3 separate regions of the Homo sapiens genome follow, and all the other regions are linked to region 1. A link is a contact called in ENCODE Hi-C data. All regions are on one chromosome and are shown on one strand. The core of a region is the stretch at or near the end of the contact, and the rest is flanking DNA. Distances in the headings are between cores, read along the strand shown. Region 1 holds the start of MIR155HG (MIR155 host gene). Region 2 overlaps C21orf91-OT1 (C21orf91 overlapping transcript 1). Region 3 holds the start of C21orf91 (chromosome 21 open reading frame 91).

Region 1 (4,931 bases), core at 1,261-3,760:
GTGCCCAGTCCAAGTGATAGAGGTGCCCAGTCCAAGTGAAGGGCAAGAGTCTACATACCACTTTCCTCTATTCAAGCTATTTATGCCTACTAGGTTTAGAATACTGATTATGAAAGTGGACCCCCGAAGAGGGTCATGGCTGAGATTCAAGGAAGTCTCTAGCCTGCTAACATCGAATGCAAATTGGTGTGTGAGGATACACATTAACAAAAATTTTCTGGGAAGAGCATATAAAATTTCCATTAGATTCTCAAGGAGGTAGGAATAAAGGATTTTAGTAACTATTACTCTAAAATGAAAGAATTCCTTTAAATTGAATGGCAGATCTTAGTCATGACCTGAAAAGCTGATAAAAAAAAACTTTTCAAAAGTTAAAACCTAGGGCTTTTTGGGGTAGATTTTTTGATTTATAGAGGACTGGTAAGATGAGGTATTTAAAGATGAGGGTTACAAATTTTCCATGTTGGCATATGGAAAGTAAAGAATGGCAAAATTTGTAGCACATTCTAATTAGTTCAAATATCTATGTTACCAAAATTGAAATGATATCAAATTGCACAGCAATGTCCTGATGGCCTTTCCTCTAACTTTCTGGGTTTGTAAGGGTAGGGTTGTGCCTATCCTGCTCACCTTTGTCTCTCCAGTGTCTAGCATAGCGTCCAGCACAGGCAGACTATGATGCCTGTTTTTTTTTTGTTGTTGTTTTTTTTTTTTTTTTTTTGGTAAAGACCAGTGAATTACACTTTTTACACATGACTAGGTTAAAACAAAAGTAGACATTTGTGCAAACACCACTGTTCTCCCTTGAAGTGGTTGTAGGTCTCAGACAGTGCTAATTTTTCTCTTTCTTAATGTGTGTGGTTAGGAAGCTGGGTCCTGTGGCCAGAGTGAGCTGACCCACTATGTGAGGAAACTTACTTATCACAGCCTAATAAGGAGTAGTCCTTGCAGCAGAAGTAATTACTAAATGTGCTTTGGTCATTTGACAGAAATCAGGGAGGCAGCAAGGAGTCATGGAAATGAGCCCAAACTGAGAGTCAAAACCCTGTGGTCTGCCGACACCCCCATCCCACATCCGTACCTAAAAGCAGGCTGTGCACTAGGGACCTAGTGACCTTACTAGAAAAAACTCAAATTCTCTGAGCCACAAGTCCTCATGGGCAAAATGTAGATACCACCACCTAACCCTGCCAATTTCCTATCATTGTGACTATCAAATTAAACCACAGGCAGGAAGTTGCCTTGAAAACTTTTTATAGTGTATATTACTGTTCACATAGATAAGCAATTAACTTTACATATACCCGTTTTTAAAAGATCAGTCCTGTGATTAAAAGTCTGGCTGCCCTAATTCACTTCGATTATACATTAGGTTAAAGCCATATAAAAGAGGCACTACGTCTTCGGAGAGATGAATGGATATTACAAGCAGTAATTTTGGCTTTGGAATATACACATAATGTCCACTTGACCTCATCTATTTGACACAAAATGTAAACTAAATTATGAGCATCATTAGATACCTTGGCCTTTTCAAATCACACAGGGTCCTAGATCTGCTGTGTGATGCTGGAAAAGTAACTTCACTTCTGTGGGCCTCAGCTCCTTAATTTTTAACATACTTTGGATTCTTATATCTTTGTCAGCTGTCAACTTCAGTGTTTTCAGGTTAAATTCTATCCATAGTCATCCCAATATACCTGCTTTAGATGATACAAACTTCAAAAGATCCGGCTCTCCCTCGTAAAACGTGGAGGACAGACATCAAGGGGGTTTTGTGAGTAAAGAAAGGCAACCGCTCGGCAAAAACGCACCCTGGCACAACAGGAGCGAATAAATACAGACGCTGATTGAGCGTTTGCTCCATCTTCACTTCTGTTAAATGAAGACATTGATATCTAAAATGCTATGAGTCTAACTTTGTAAAATTAAAATAGATTTGTAGTTATTTTTCAAAATGAAATCGAAAAGATACAAGTTTTGAAGGCAGTCTCTTTTTCCACCCTGCCCCTCTAGTGTGTTTTACACACTTCTCTGGCCACTCCAACAGGGAAGCTGGTCCAGGGCCATTATACAGGTACGTCCCCAACCATCCAAGGAAACTTTGCAAAGAAGCTCAAGTATTAGGTTTCGAACACCCCTCCTTCCCCCTGCCTCTGCCCGCGGGAATCCATCCAGCGCAATCTCTGGTCCCGGGCGAGGCGACACCACTGAGTCCCCAGGGGGCACCCGCAGGCGCGCGCGGGACCAGGCCGGGCTCCACGGCCACGTGCGCGCTGCCCCCGCCTTGCCTCGCCAGTTAACCCGGCGGTGACCCTCGCACCGAAGTCCCCCGGCGTCCCTGCCACGTTCAAGAGAGGAAAGGCGGGCGGGAGCGCGAGACTGAAGTCGGCGTACCTGCAGTGCCAGGAGCGTCTCCTTGGTTCCCCGCGCTTGCTCTGCGGGCGGCTCGGGGCTCCGCTATCCGCTCCCTTCCCGAGGCTGCAGGCGGCGCTGGGCCCGGGCTCGGCCGCGCACAGGAAGCCCGCGCCTGCGAACGTGCGACCCTTTTATAACTCACTTGTGACTCATAACCGACCAGGCGCCTTTTCTGCAACCCCCCCCCCCTTCTCCCCCCTCCTGCCTGTTCTTGGAACCTACAGCTTGAAAAACTTTTTTCTTTTTAAAGGAAAAGTCGAAAAAGCCCAGCGCCCGGGTAGTTGGTGTTTTCCCCTTTCCCTTTCTCGTGGGTCATTGCGTGTGTGTATTTTTTTTCTCTCAACACACGCCGTGTACTTTCCTGCACCGCGCCGCAAGGCTTGGGCTCCAACCTTTGTTCTTAAAGAAAAGGAAACGCCTTCAAATGACGGCCCAGACGTCGCCCGAACTTTCAGTCGGCTGGAGGGGGAAGTGGCGACTTCTTGCAACTGGGTGGCAGGAGTGTCTCTACTCTCTCCTTGCAGGGAGCCCGAGAGGAGCAAGTGGGAGGTTTTTCCTCCTGGACCGAATCAGCTGGAGACCAGCAGGTCCCTAAGAGAGGAAGAAATGGTCTTCAGGCGATCCTGGATTTCATCCCTACCTCATCACCCTTCAAGAGCCCGCGTTTGGTTTGGAATACGTAACTGGGCTTTGAGAACGTTTGTACTGTGTCTGGTACCCGCATTTATACTCGGGATGTCAAGATATAGGACTTAAAACTTCAAAAATTTTGACCTCAACAACATTCTCCCCCTGCCCTCCACTCCCATCTCCAGGACATATTCCTGGAGCATATGGGACTTCGGTCGTTTTAATTTTTGGTTTTGTCGCTTCTCTCTTTTCTCCCGGACCCTGCCACAAGGGGAACATTTTCCTGGAGCAGCCATTTGATTTTGGGGGATGGAAAGGAACAAATAGATCTAAAGCCTGGCAAGTTTATCCTACAAGCCTAGTCGAGTAACTCATTCATGGGTCTCAGTTCAATAAACGTTTAGACTTGAAGAAGAATAAGGAAATATGGGGAAGAGAAGGAGGACAGGAATAGATCTAGCCTCATCAACATGTGACTGGGGCCTTTTTGTAAGAAAGACGGGGCCACTGCTGGATTGCATTGCAAGTATCCAGTACTTGGACCTCCCTGTCAAGGGCACAAGACATTTTAGAATAGTTTGTATTAAACTGATGCCAGTTACATGTCAGAATACATGTCAGAGCTGGAAATCCCATAGTACTTAATTTACAGATGGCTCAGGTTGGTTAAGGAACTTGGGAGCATTTTAAAACCCTCTATTCTTAAGATACATGCTTTTTCTCTTATAATTCAAACAAGAATAATCATGATGATAACAACTAACACTTATAAAGCATTTACCATGTGCCAGATCCTGTCCTAACACTCCTTATATGCATTAACTCTTTCAGTCCTCACTATGATCATATGAGGGAGGAGCATTATAATCTCTATTTCCAGATGAGGAAACTGAGCACAGAGAGATTAAACATGTTACCTTAGATCCTAGTAAGTAGTCAAGCTGAGATTCAAACTCAGTTCCAACCCTGGAGGGCTGGCTCCGTAGTCCAGTCTCCCTGCTTTCCAGATCCATGTGACGTTGAGGAGCTGGGGAAGTTGTGCAGTGGGGCATGTGGCAAGGATGCATGGTCCCCACCCAGGTGGGGCACGTCCCTCTGCTGGTTACAGATGCCTACAATGCCTTTCTGAATTTCCCATTTCTCATTCTAGGTTGAACTATAAGAAATTGCCCATAGGCAATTCTAGGGTGACCTTTCATCCCCAGAATGACAAGTTTGTATAATGCACTTTAATAGAAACAGGAAATTGCTCAATCCTCCCTTCTCCCAGTGGTGGAAGTAATTTCAGGTCATGTGCAAACCTCCGCATTTTAGGTCCCAGTTTGAGACACCCAGAATAGTGGATGGATAAATGGGTTTTAGGAGTCAAATACACCTGCATTTTACACTAATTCTAGCTGTGGAATCTGAACGTTAAACTTTTTATGTCTCAGCTTCCTGTAAATGACAATAATGATGTCTCCCATCAGGGATTACTATAGACTGAATCATGTTCTCTTCAACTTTATATGTTGAAGCCCTGATCCCCAATGTTATCCCCATTTGGAGATAGGGCCTGTGAGGAGGTGATAAAGGTTAAATGAGGTCAAAAGGGTGGATCACTAATCCCATAGAGCTAGTGCTCTTATGAGAAGAGGAAGAGACACCAGAATTCCCTTTCTCTCAGAAATCAGTCAAAGCAGAGGTCATGTGAGCACACAATGGGATGGTGGTTTCCTGTAAGCCAGGAAGAGAGTCCTCACCAGAAACCGAACCCTGCAGGACCTTGATCTGGAACTTTCTAGCCTCCAGAATGTGAGAAAATAAATTGTTGTTGTATCAGCCATCCAGTCTATGGTATTTTCTTATGGCAACCCTAGCAGACTAAGAGGGATATGATGATT
Region 2 (4,931 bases), core at 1,331-3,830, 7.8 Mb after region 1:
TGGGTCTATGTCCTGTGTTCTACTCTGAGATCTTATGAAATTCATTTCCAGAGGTGAACTGCTAAGAGCCAATGCATATCTAAACTAACCCTCAGCCACATGGGCTGCCTTTTGAGTCAACTGAATCTGCTGGGAAGATTCTGAAGAGAAATTAAACCTCTTGGTAATGCAGATGTCAGTTTTCCTGTTAAGAATGTGCTTTAGGATGGGCACGTTGGCGCATGCCTATAATCCCAGCACTTTGGGAGGCCAAGGCCGGTAGATTGCTTAAGTCCAGGAGTTCAAGACCAGCCTGAGCGATGTAGCAAGACTCTGTATGTACAAAAAATATAAAAATTAGCCTGGCATGATGGCATAGGCCTGTAGTCCTGGCTACTTGGTGGGGCAGAGACTGAGGTGGGAGGATTGCTTGAGCCCAGGAGGTCAACGCTGCAGTGAGCCGTGATTGTGCCACTGCAGTCTAGCCTGAGTGACAGAGCAAGACTTTGTCTCAAAAAAAAAAAAAAAAAAAAAAAGAGAAAAAGGAAACCACTGCTCCAAACCATAAACTGCCCCAGAATTTACTTCCCAAAAGATGTGGTAATGCTACTTTCCTGCTAAGAGACCTTTCTAGATTATCACTGCCTACAAAACAAAAGCCAGTCCCCACAGTTTAGCATTTAAAGCCTTCACCATTTGGCATCCACTTATTTTCCATTCTAAATCTTTCGTCAATTTTCAGATTTCGTTATGTTGCCAGAAACTCTGCCAAGCCCTGTAAGTCTTTGGGTCTAAGGGATATAAAAGCCAACAAGACTCTGTTGGTCAACTGGAAAGTATTCTGCCAAGAGATTGAAAGAATAAGGATTGAATAATGTTCATTGTATTTAGCAACCAGAAATTCATGGAGTACAGTTTTAATGGACCTGTGGGAGCAAAAGTAGATCACAACAGATTGTAATATGGATGCAACGTAGTACCATGATTTGAATGTGTTCCCTGAAGTTCATGTGTTGGAAACTTAATCCCAAAAGCAACAGCATCGAGAGGTGGAGTCTACTAAGAGGTGATTAAGTCATGAAGACTCTACCCTCACGGATGAATTAATGTTATGGACGGAGTGGGTTAGTTATCATGAGAGTGCCTTTGTTATAAAAGCAAGTTCAGCCCCCTCTTGTTTGCTTGCTCACATCCTCTTGCTCTTTCCACCATGTTATCACACAGCATGAAGTCTTGCTACCTTGCCAGATGCTATCACCATGCCCTTGGACTTCCCAACCTCCAGGATTGTAAGCCAAATCAATAACTGTTTGTTATTAATTATCCATTCTGTAGTACTCTGTGATAGCAACATAAAATAGACTAAGACAGGTAGGATAGTGGATTTGAGGTATGATGTCTTTAAAATTTTATGAAGTGAAGTTGAGGTAAAGAGGATGTTGGGTCAAGGTTATTTTTTTAAGGTTGGGAAGTACTTGAACATGAATAAATACTAAGAGGACAGAGCCAGTAGAAAGGCTAACGATAGAGAGGTAGCAATAATCAAAGGAGCCCAGTTTGAAGACACAGAACAGAGTAGCACACCGAGAATGACTTGTCTTTGAAGAGGTTTAGGATTACCTCAGGTTTTGACACTAGAGAGAAGGTAAAACTACAGATGAAAGTATTTGAATCAGATTTGTTGGAGAGTAAGTTGAGAAAGTACTTAAATGGCTGCCTCTATTTTCTGTGAGAAAGACGAAAAAGATAATGGGTCAGAGATTCAAGGGAAGTGGTAAAGTGCTGAATAGTTACTACTTGAGGAATGAGAAGGGTCCTGACCATCAGAGGAGGGGTTTAGAAGAGGTGGAAATGAGGAACCATGACTCACCATTGGTTAAGGTTGCCTGAATTTGCTTTCTGATTTTGTTGCTGTAAAGAAGAGGTGCTTAGAAGAGTGAAAATGAGCAACCATGACCGTTTAGAAGAGGTGGAAATGAGGGACCATGACTCACCATTGGCTGAGGTTGTCGGAATTTGCATTTGGATTTTATTGCTGTAAAGAACAAGACGGAGTATTTTTGAAATGGGAGTAAACTAAACTGAAAGCACTACTGAAAATAGATTAGAATCTGAAACTGAGATAAATTTGTGGCTCAAAAAGAAAATTTACAAAAGCCAATAGATGAAATTTCTAGTGTGGGATAGATGAGAAATATGAAAAGCTACTGCAAATGGCATGTGGGAAAAATATGAATACTATAGTCTTTACTTCGTTTCTTCAAGCAATAATTTTATTTGTTCTCTCAGTATTTGGTGCGATGGCGAGGGTGGACTAAGACTCTGTTGTGAAAACCAAGCCCTTATAGGTCAGTTGGTATCAAGCTTCACCAGAGGGAAGTCAAGAAATCTTTAACCTAGAAGAGAAGAGGTTTATAAGAGGATGGTCAGTACAGTGTACAGAATGTGGAAGAAAACCATAGCATAGCTAACGCAAGAGTTTCAGATCTGTAACTTCAAAGCAAAGAAAAGGCAGTGTGAATACAGAAGGGCTATTCTAGAGGAAAGAGGCTACTGAACTGAAAAGTGATTAAGGCAGAAGAGGAAGTTGTAATGAGCAAGATGATTGCTAAACCGACATGCAGGAACTTCTCTTCTAATCTTCTGCCACAACTAAGCACCTCTTTACCTCTCTTAGCCTCTGTTTTCTCATCTGTAAAAAATGAAATTGAACTTTATGATCTTTAGGGGACCTTCTAGCTCTAACATTCTACAAGTATAATGAATTTTAAGAAACCTACAGTGGAAAATCTCCCAAGCCCCTCTATGAACAGCAGAACTGAGCTGAAAGGGCACAAAGAAAATGTGGTTTCATTTTAAGAGGAAACTGTGAGGTGCTGTTACAGCAAGCTATTTCTGTGATCACCTGTGACAAAAGAGAAAAGAGAGCTGTGTCAGCCTGGCTCCTATTATAAGCAGCTACACAATCCTCTGCATACTGTTTAAGAGCACCTATGTTGTAGAAAGAAAAAGAGGTCTATATATTTTGGCATCTTGTTACTCTGTCACATTCCATATCGGGGGAGCTATTGGGAGAGAATGTTCTCTTAGGAGTAACAGTGGGATAGTTCTCCCACACAATCAGAAGTTGGGTCACCTCCAGCACAGTTCCTAAAGGCTGGCTCCTGTGTGTGGAAAATGAGACACGTAAAGGCAATGTGGTAAGCTAGTTAATAGGATAGAATTTATTCATCAATAAAATTGTTCTTTGTTCTGAGAGTATGTCTTTCCTATGGGAATAGTAAATTTTTCTTTCTTTCATGAAGTGATGACAATAGATGGTAGATTTTCATTTTTGTTTATTTGTTTAGTTTTCAGTCCTTACTTGGTGGAATTAAAACCACAATCTTGTATTGGTCTATTAGTCAGGGTTCTCCAGAGAAACAAAACAAAGTATGTATATATGTGGAGAGAGAAAGATTGGTTTAATTCCCTAAACCAGCTCTGGGGGCTGGCAAGTCTGAAACCTGCAGGGCAGCCTGGATGGGTGGAAACTCCGAGAGTTGATGCTGCAGTCTTGAGTCTGAAGGCAGGTCAGAGGCAGAATTCCTTCCTCTTCAGGGGACCTCACTCTTTTCAGACCTTCGACTGATAGGACAAGGCCCACCCACATTACAGAGAGTAATCTGCTTTACTCAAAGCCTACTGATTTAAATGTTAATCATATCTAAAAACTACTTTCAAAGCAACACCTAGACTGGTTTTGACAAAACAACTGGGCATCATATTTTCCATTTTATTTCAATTTTATTTTAATACTCCATGAATTTAACAAGTCTGGAAACGATGAATCTGGCATTATTTTATCCAAACAGTTGTCTCTGAGCAGCACAATCCTAAATCCTCTACTTGGGTTATCACAATCTCCAAAGAAAGAAGTGCATGTAAGACGCCCTCACACTATTCTGAAGTTTTCCATGTGTTCTAAAAGGGCTTAGAGGAACAGCTTATTATTTTTTAGAATAATCCTTTGCGTAACAAAAATACAAGTTATTTCATTTGTGGTATTTTTTCCTCTTAATCTAGTGTTCAATCAGAAATTATTTGAAGACTGAGTGAGTGTCATACAAAAAGTAAAAGATTCAATGCCTCTAATAATTCAATATCCAATAATTTTAGATAAATTATTAAAGAGTGTTAGAATGTTGAACATTTGGTTTGTTCCTCTCTTATTCTCCTTGCTCCCTCCCTCTGTACCCCACAAACACCTATCCAGAAAGTCATCTTGTATAAGAGAAGGATCCTCCTGAATCCCATCTACCACCAACCCACAGCATATGTTTCCTTGAAAAAATTTAAATAGTCCCAGCTATTGGAAGAGCTCTAGTGTTCCCCAAGACTAACTGGGTAAATAACCAAGTTGCTGGCCATCTTGCTGTGGACAAGCTTGTTCCTTTTTGTCCTGATCAGATAGCTCTGAAACTAGAAAAGACAGCACCTGGGCCTCCTGCTAAGTTTCTCTTCACTGTTCCTGCCTACTGCTTCTCACAAAAGCCCCAGAAAAATGTGGGGACCCAGTGAACTGCTGTTGCCCTATAGAGACAATGGAGCACCTCCCTTGCTTAAAAGAAAATGCAGAGGGAGTTGAGCTAGTGACATGCAAAACCACATTTCCTTTGCTGCCTCCATCTCTTCTCATCTTCATACCTGTGTCAATAAAGTATGGGGAAATAGACTCACATCTTGCAGGACTACACTGCTTTTCATCAAAGTACGGAAGAAATTTCTATCCCAGATGGACACAGATTAGTCTCATCTCAGATGACAAAGTGAACCAGCATGTGGGATATATAAATATCATAGGAAAGTACTAAAAATGTAGAGCTAGAGGGACCTTCAGGAGTCTTGCAGCTTTTATTTGATTTGATTTGGTTTGGTTTGGTTTTAGCAGAGGTCTTTGTTTTAAAAAAAAT
Region 3 (4,931 bases), core at 1,593-4,092, 7.7 Mb after region 1:
TGGCTACCAGCTGGAGACCAGTGTTTGCTCCTAGAGCAATGGTGGGTCAAGTCCCTCTCATGCTTCTAATCACTTTGACTTTCTCTTTGCTACATTTCTCTGAGCTTACTTGGAGAAAGATCTCTGGTTATAAGGGTTCATGTGATTAGATTGGGCTCAGCGCAATAATCCAGGAAAACCTATTTTAAAGTTTATAACCTTAATTATATCTACAAAGTCTCTTTTGCTATGTTACATACATATTCAAAATATCCAAGAATTAGCGTGTGGACATCTTTTTCTCTTTTTTTTTTTTTTTGAGACAGAGTCTTACTCTGTCACCCAGGCTGGAGTGAAGTGGCACAATCTCAGCTCACACAACATCCACCTCTAGGACTCAAGCCAGTCTCCCACCTCAGCCTTCTGAGTAGATGGGACTACAGGCATGCACCACCCTGCCTGGCTAATTTTTGTGGGGTTTTTTGGTAGAGATGGGGTTTCACGATGTTGCCCAGGCTGGTCTCGAACACCTAGACACAAACGATCAGCCCACCACAGCCTCCCAAAGTGCTAAGATTACAGGTATGAGCCCCCATGCCCCACTGATCCCCAGCGTTGGAGGTGAAGCTTGGTTGGGGAGTGGAGAGCAAGGGGTTGGAGCTTAGTTATGGATCCCTGATGAATGGCTTGGTGCCATTCTCTAGGGTGTGAATCAATTCCCACTCTTAATTCCCAGTGGAACTCGTTTTTAAATAAAATAAAATAAAAAATAAAAAATAAATAAAGAGAGAGCAAGCTTGGAATTTCCTCCCCTCTCTCTCTTGCTCACTCTCAGGCCACATGATCTCTGCACATACTGGCTCTCCTTTGCCTCCTATCATGAATGGAATCAGCCTGAGGCCATCACCAGAAACAGATGCTGGCACCATGCTTCTTGTACAGCCTCCAGAACCATGAGCCAAATAAACCTGTTTTCTATATAAATTATCCAGCCTTGGGTATTCCTTTATAGGAACACAAACTGACTAAGACGAGCAGTGAAAAGAAACCACTGTTACAAAATACCATCGTGAATCTCAAAAACATGCTGCATGACAATAGCCAATCACAAATGAACACACACTGCTTAATTCTATGTATATGAATTCCTATAACAGACAAAACTAAAACACTTCGTCATATAAATTAGATCCCATGTTGAAGGAGCTTGACCAGAAAGGAACAGAAAGAAATGTCGGGGCTGTGGAAATGTTCTGTATCCTCACTGGGGTGGTGGTTACTCAAGTGTATGTATTTGCCAAAACTCATCAAATAATGCTTTTAAAATGGAAGCATTTTATTTCTGTAAATTATTCCTTGATTTTTTTTAAAAAGCCAACAACAAGAGAGAAGAGTTTTAAGAATAGCAAGTAAACAATGTGAAATGCCATAGGAAGGAAGACAATTCTGAGAAGTGAAAATAACTTGTTTCAATTTTTAAATTTTAGTGATTTTAGAACACTTTTATTGAATCACTTTAAAAGAGTCCTTTTTAAAAGAATGCTTTTTATTGAAAAGATGGGTAGAATCCAACATGCAAGGTATCTTAGTCGTAGTTACCTAGAATGAGAAATTCGAAGAGAAAAAGCACAGGCTTTTCATTTCAATTAGTGCATCTCAAACTTCGATGAACATAGGAATCTCCTGGCGGTCTTGTTAAAGTGCAAGTATTGATTTAGGAAATCTCGAGTGGGGCCTGAGATTCTACATTTCTAACAGGAAACCAAGTAATGTCAATGTTGTTTGTTCATCTACTACAATTTAGGTGGCAAGGACACAGATCGCTCCTGCGAGGCACAAATGCCATAACTGGAGTGCTAATTTGGCCCAGAAGTTTCCAAGATCTAGACAGTCCATTCCTAACCATCAGTTCAAGAATGCCTACATGTAGATTGACAGGCTAGCCCTCTTTCTATGTGAGTGCAACCAGAACACATACATATGATGCTGTAGAAAATAACATTGATCTTAGGTCAGTAGCCTTCGGTTCAAGTCCCAGCCTTTTTCTAACCAACTGTGATAACCTGGGTCAATTACTCGTAGGCTGCAACATGAGAGAACAGTTCCTGTTTCTCCTCTGTAGGTTACTGTGAGGACTACAATGGAAAATGTAAGTGAAAGTACTGCAAGAACCATACCCTAAAAAAAACAGAATAGCTTAAACAAAAGTCAAGCAAAGAATTTGAGAACCAAGCAGGACCTAAAAATAAGAGGTGGGGCTTCGGGATTTTTCCCGTGGGCGTTGAGGGATGTACCATATTGGGGGCAGGGGCGCCCCACAACAAATAATGTATTTGAAAAGATTCTGTATTTGAAATTATGCCTCTATCATGACACCTGAATATGAACTTTTCCTTCGTTAGATACTTCAACTGGCACTTAACTATAAGTTCAGTGACAGTATTCTGCTTCTTTCTCCTGAAGTCAAAGTGCCACCCACGCACCTCTCCCGTTCTGCCATCCACCCGCGGCTTTCCTACCCCCGCCGCCTGCGGCCCCCGCCCCGGGGCAGTAGTTTGCACTAGGCTGAAGGGAGAGGTGGAACGGATTCGTCTATCTACGCACCTCGAGGAGGGGTGTGTGAGGAGCTACGTTCCAGAGAACGGTAAGAAACTCCGGCCAGGAAACACGGGATCACAGGAGAACTCGAGGCGAAGGTGCGGCGTCGGTGCAGGAGCGGAGGGGCGGACCCACAGCAGCCCGGCGAGCGCGCAGGTGTGCCCGCGGCCGCGCCACCCTCCCCGCAGCCTTTACGGGATGGAGCCGGCGGGAGAGGGCGGGGCCAGGCGCGCGGCGGCCGCCTCTGCTGCGGCCGGAAACAATAGTGGAGGAACCCGAGCCGCACGGAACGGCGGTGGTGGCCCGCGGAGCCGGACGGTAAAGACCCCGCAGCCCTGCTCCCATCCCACCTGAGCCCCGACCCCCAGTCCCATCGTTCCGCCTCCTTCGAGTTCCGAGCCCCGTGGCCCCTCGCGCTGCTGCGCGCCAGGCGCCCCGACGGACAGACCGACGGAAAGACGGACTTGGGTCCGCGACTCCCTGGGGGCGGCCGCGCGCCCCCAACGCCGAAGGCCGGGCCAGGACCCGGCTCCCCGAGACGCTGAGGCTGGGCGGACCGGCCGCCGTGGCCCTCGGACGCTTTCTTCCCTCTGGGAGGAATCCCGGAGCGATGGGACGAGGCTCTCCCGCCCGCCGGGCTCCAGGATGCCGCGGCTCTCCCAGCTCCGGCTTGGGCCCCTCCGGCGGTGCCCGGCCGGTACCGTGAAGCCGCCGCTCGGCCTTCGGTGTAGTTGCCCCGGACACGGCGGGACGCCCTCCCCGGGTATTCGGTACCCACGTGCATTTTGCTGCCGCCGATCTCCGTTCGATGCGAAGCTTCGCAACTCCGAGTTCGCGAGGCGCATCTGAGGTTCCCCCAATGAAGTTAGCAAAGCAGTGTCCCGTGCAGGTCGTTTTTCCTGTTTCTCACAGCGTTAACTAGGTTGACAGAACCTGGTAGCTGAAAAGGCCTCGCTGCTAAGCCCTCTGATTATTCGAGGTTGGGGGACGAAGGAGGAGGACTAGAATGCCGGCAAATCTCTTTCCTTCAGGTGCCACTAACCCAATCAACTATAGGACAAAAAAGACACGGACATAGTGTCACCTATGGCCTGGCTTTAAGTTTTACTAGCTTTGTGTCTTTCCACAGGAAAAGTGCAATGTTGGAGTGCAAGTATGGCGATGCTTGTTTGATGGAGCTTTTGCTTTAAATGAGCTGAACAGCATCCTTATTTCCTAGAAGTTCCCAGTAAAGGGAACTACCCCAAAGGCAGGTTCATGAAATTGTGTAACTTTCCTTTTCTGTTTCTTAATAGGGGCACTATGAACGAAGAGGAGCAGTTTGTAAACATTGATTTGAATGATGACAACATTTGCAGTGTTTGTAAACTGGGAACAGACAAAGAAACACTCTCCTTCTGCCACATTTGTTTTGAGCTAAATATTGAGGGTAAGGACACAGTATAGTTTTGATCTTATGGAATGAATTTAACACAGCTGCTTTGTACTGATTGTAAGGTAAAACTAAAATGTCTTCAATGATTGGAAATTGTGCTAAGTATGAATAGTGTAGAGATTTGTTAAAGATAAGGTTTCTGGAAATGAAGGTGCAGTTAACAGAGTTACGAATTTAAGAGAAATCTTTTTTTTTTAAAGACCCCTGCAACAACCCCATTTTTCCTAATACAGAAATAAGTATGAGTGTTGACTGGGAAACGTGTTTTCTGGTTTGAGAGCTTATTGAATTGTCAGATTTTAACAGACCTGTGTGTTTTTTATATTAAGAAGTAACATAACAATTTTTTTATTCTTTCGAGCCTATTATGCAAGTATTTGAGTGAGATGAGCCCGAACTCTTTTCTCACCAGTATGATCTTATTATCTGGAAAAATACTTTAAAATTTTTAGATTAACCTCTTTTCAGTGATCACACACACTGTTGGTAATTTTTAAAACCTGAAAAGGTTTTTAAAATTTTTTTAATAATGTCCCTAAGATATATGAAGAAAAATTCTCCAAATCCAAAAAGAAACCCCAAAAAAAAGCCCTATTGGAAGGATTTATTTGGGTTGGTGCAGTTAGTGTTGTCATATTACAATTGATTTTTGGTTTAGATATTTATGAGTCATACTAAAAAAAACCTTAATATTCCTGCAAAAAAAATTTGGCCTGTAATTTGAGTTTTGAGTTGTAACATATCAGTAGAGAGACTTTATTAAACCTCTAGATTTTGGACAGTTTCAAAATAGTTCTTTCCTTTTTTCTGTATTATATATTTGAAATTTTTCATGATCTTTATTTTCTGTTTACTAAGTATGGGGTATGAAATGTTCTTATTGTTTAAAAAAATATAGTGGGGGATTATATACCTTGAA

The links. A loop is a pair of places that touch in the nucleus more often than their neighbours do. Pooled maps may share reads with other maps.
Region 2: a pooled map shows a loop between it and region 1 (8-fold over the local background). The contact joins the enhancer-like site here to the promoter of MIR155HG in region 1. A Hi-C loop is called at or near these places in 9 of 50 pooled maps.
Region 3: a loop to region 1 is called in a pooled map, with 5 times the contacts of the local background. The contact joins the promoter of C21orf91 here to the promoter of MIR155HG in region 1. A Hi-C loop is called at or near these places in 4 of 50 pooled maps.

What each region holds. Positions count from the first base shown.
Region 1 is chr21:25,559,724-25,564,654 of GRCh38, reverse strand. MIR155HG (MIR155 host gene) reads right to left here and starts at 2,510. Exons shown (of 3, transcript NR_001458.3): 1 at 2,398-2,510. RefSeq lists silencers at 2,166-2,445, 2,456-2,545 and an enhancer at 2,926-2,975.
Region 2 is chr21:17,781,885-17,786,815 of GRCh38, reverse strand. It overlaps C21orf91-OT1 (C21orf91 overlapping transcript 1), which reads left to right. Exons shown (of 4, transcript NR_038871.1): 3 at 1,204-1,268. All of the region lies in intron 2 of LOC124900465 (a long non-coding RNA gene), which reads right to left. Among named protein-coding and RNA genes, the nearest start is that of C21orf91-OT1, 8.2 kb to the left of the region's middle. RefSeq lists enhancers at 1,598-1,657, 2,068-2,157, 2,188-2,257, 4,226-4,275. Within about 2 kb of position 2,580, at least 7 of the 41 ENCODE cell types and tissues checked have a DNase peak (open chromatin) inside an H3K27ac peak, as active enhancers do.
Region 3 is chr21:17,817,267-17,822,197 of GRCh38, reverse strand. C21orf91 (chromosome 21 open reading frame 91) reads left to right here and starts at 2,842. Exons shown (of 5, transcript NM_001100420.2): 1 at 2,842-2,895; 2 at 3,873-4,006. The coding sequence starts at 3,880. The region is part of intron 2 of LOC124900465 (a long non-coding RNA gene); the gene reads right to left. RefSeq lists an enhancer at 2,148-2,197 and a silencer at 2,448-3,227.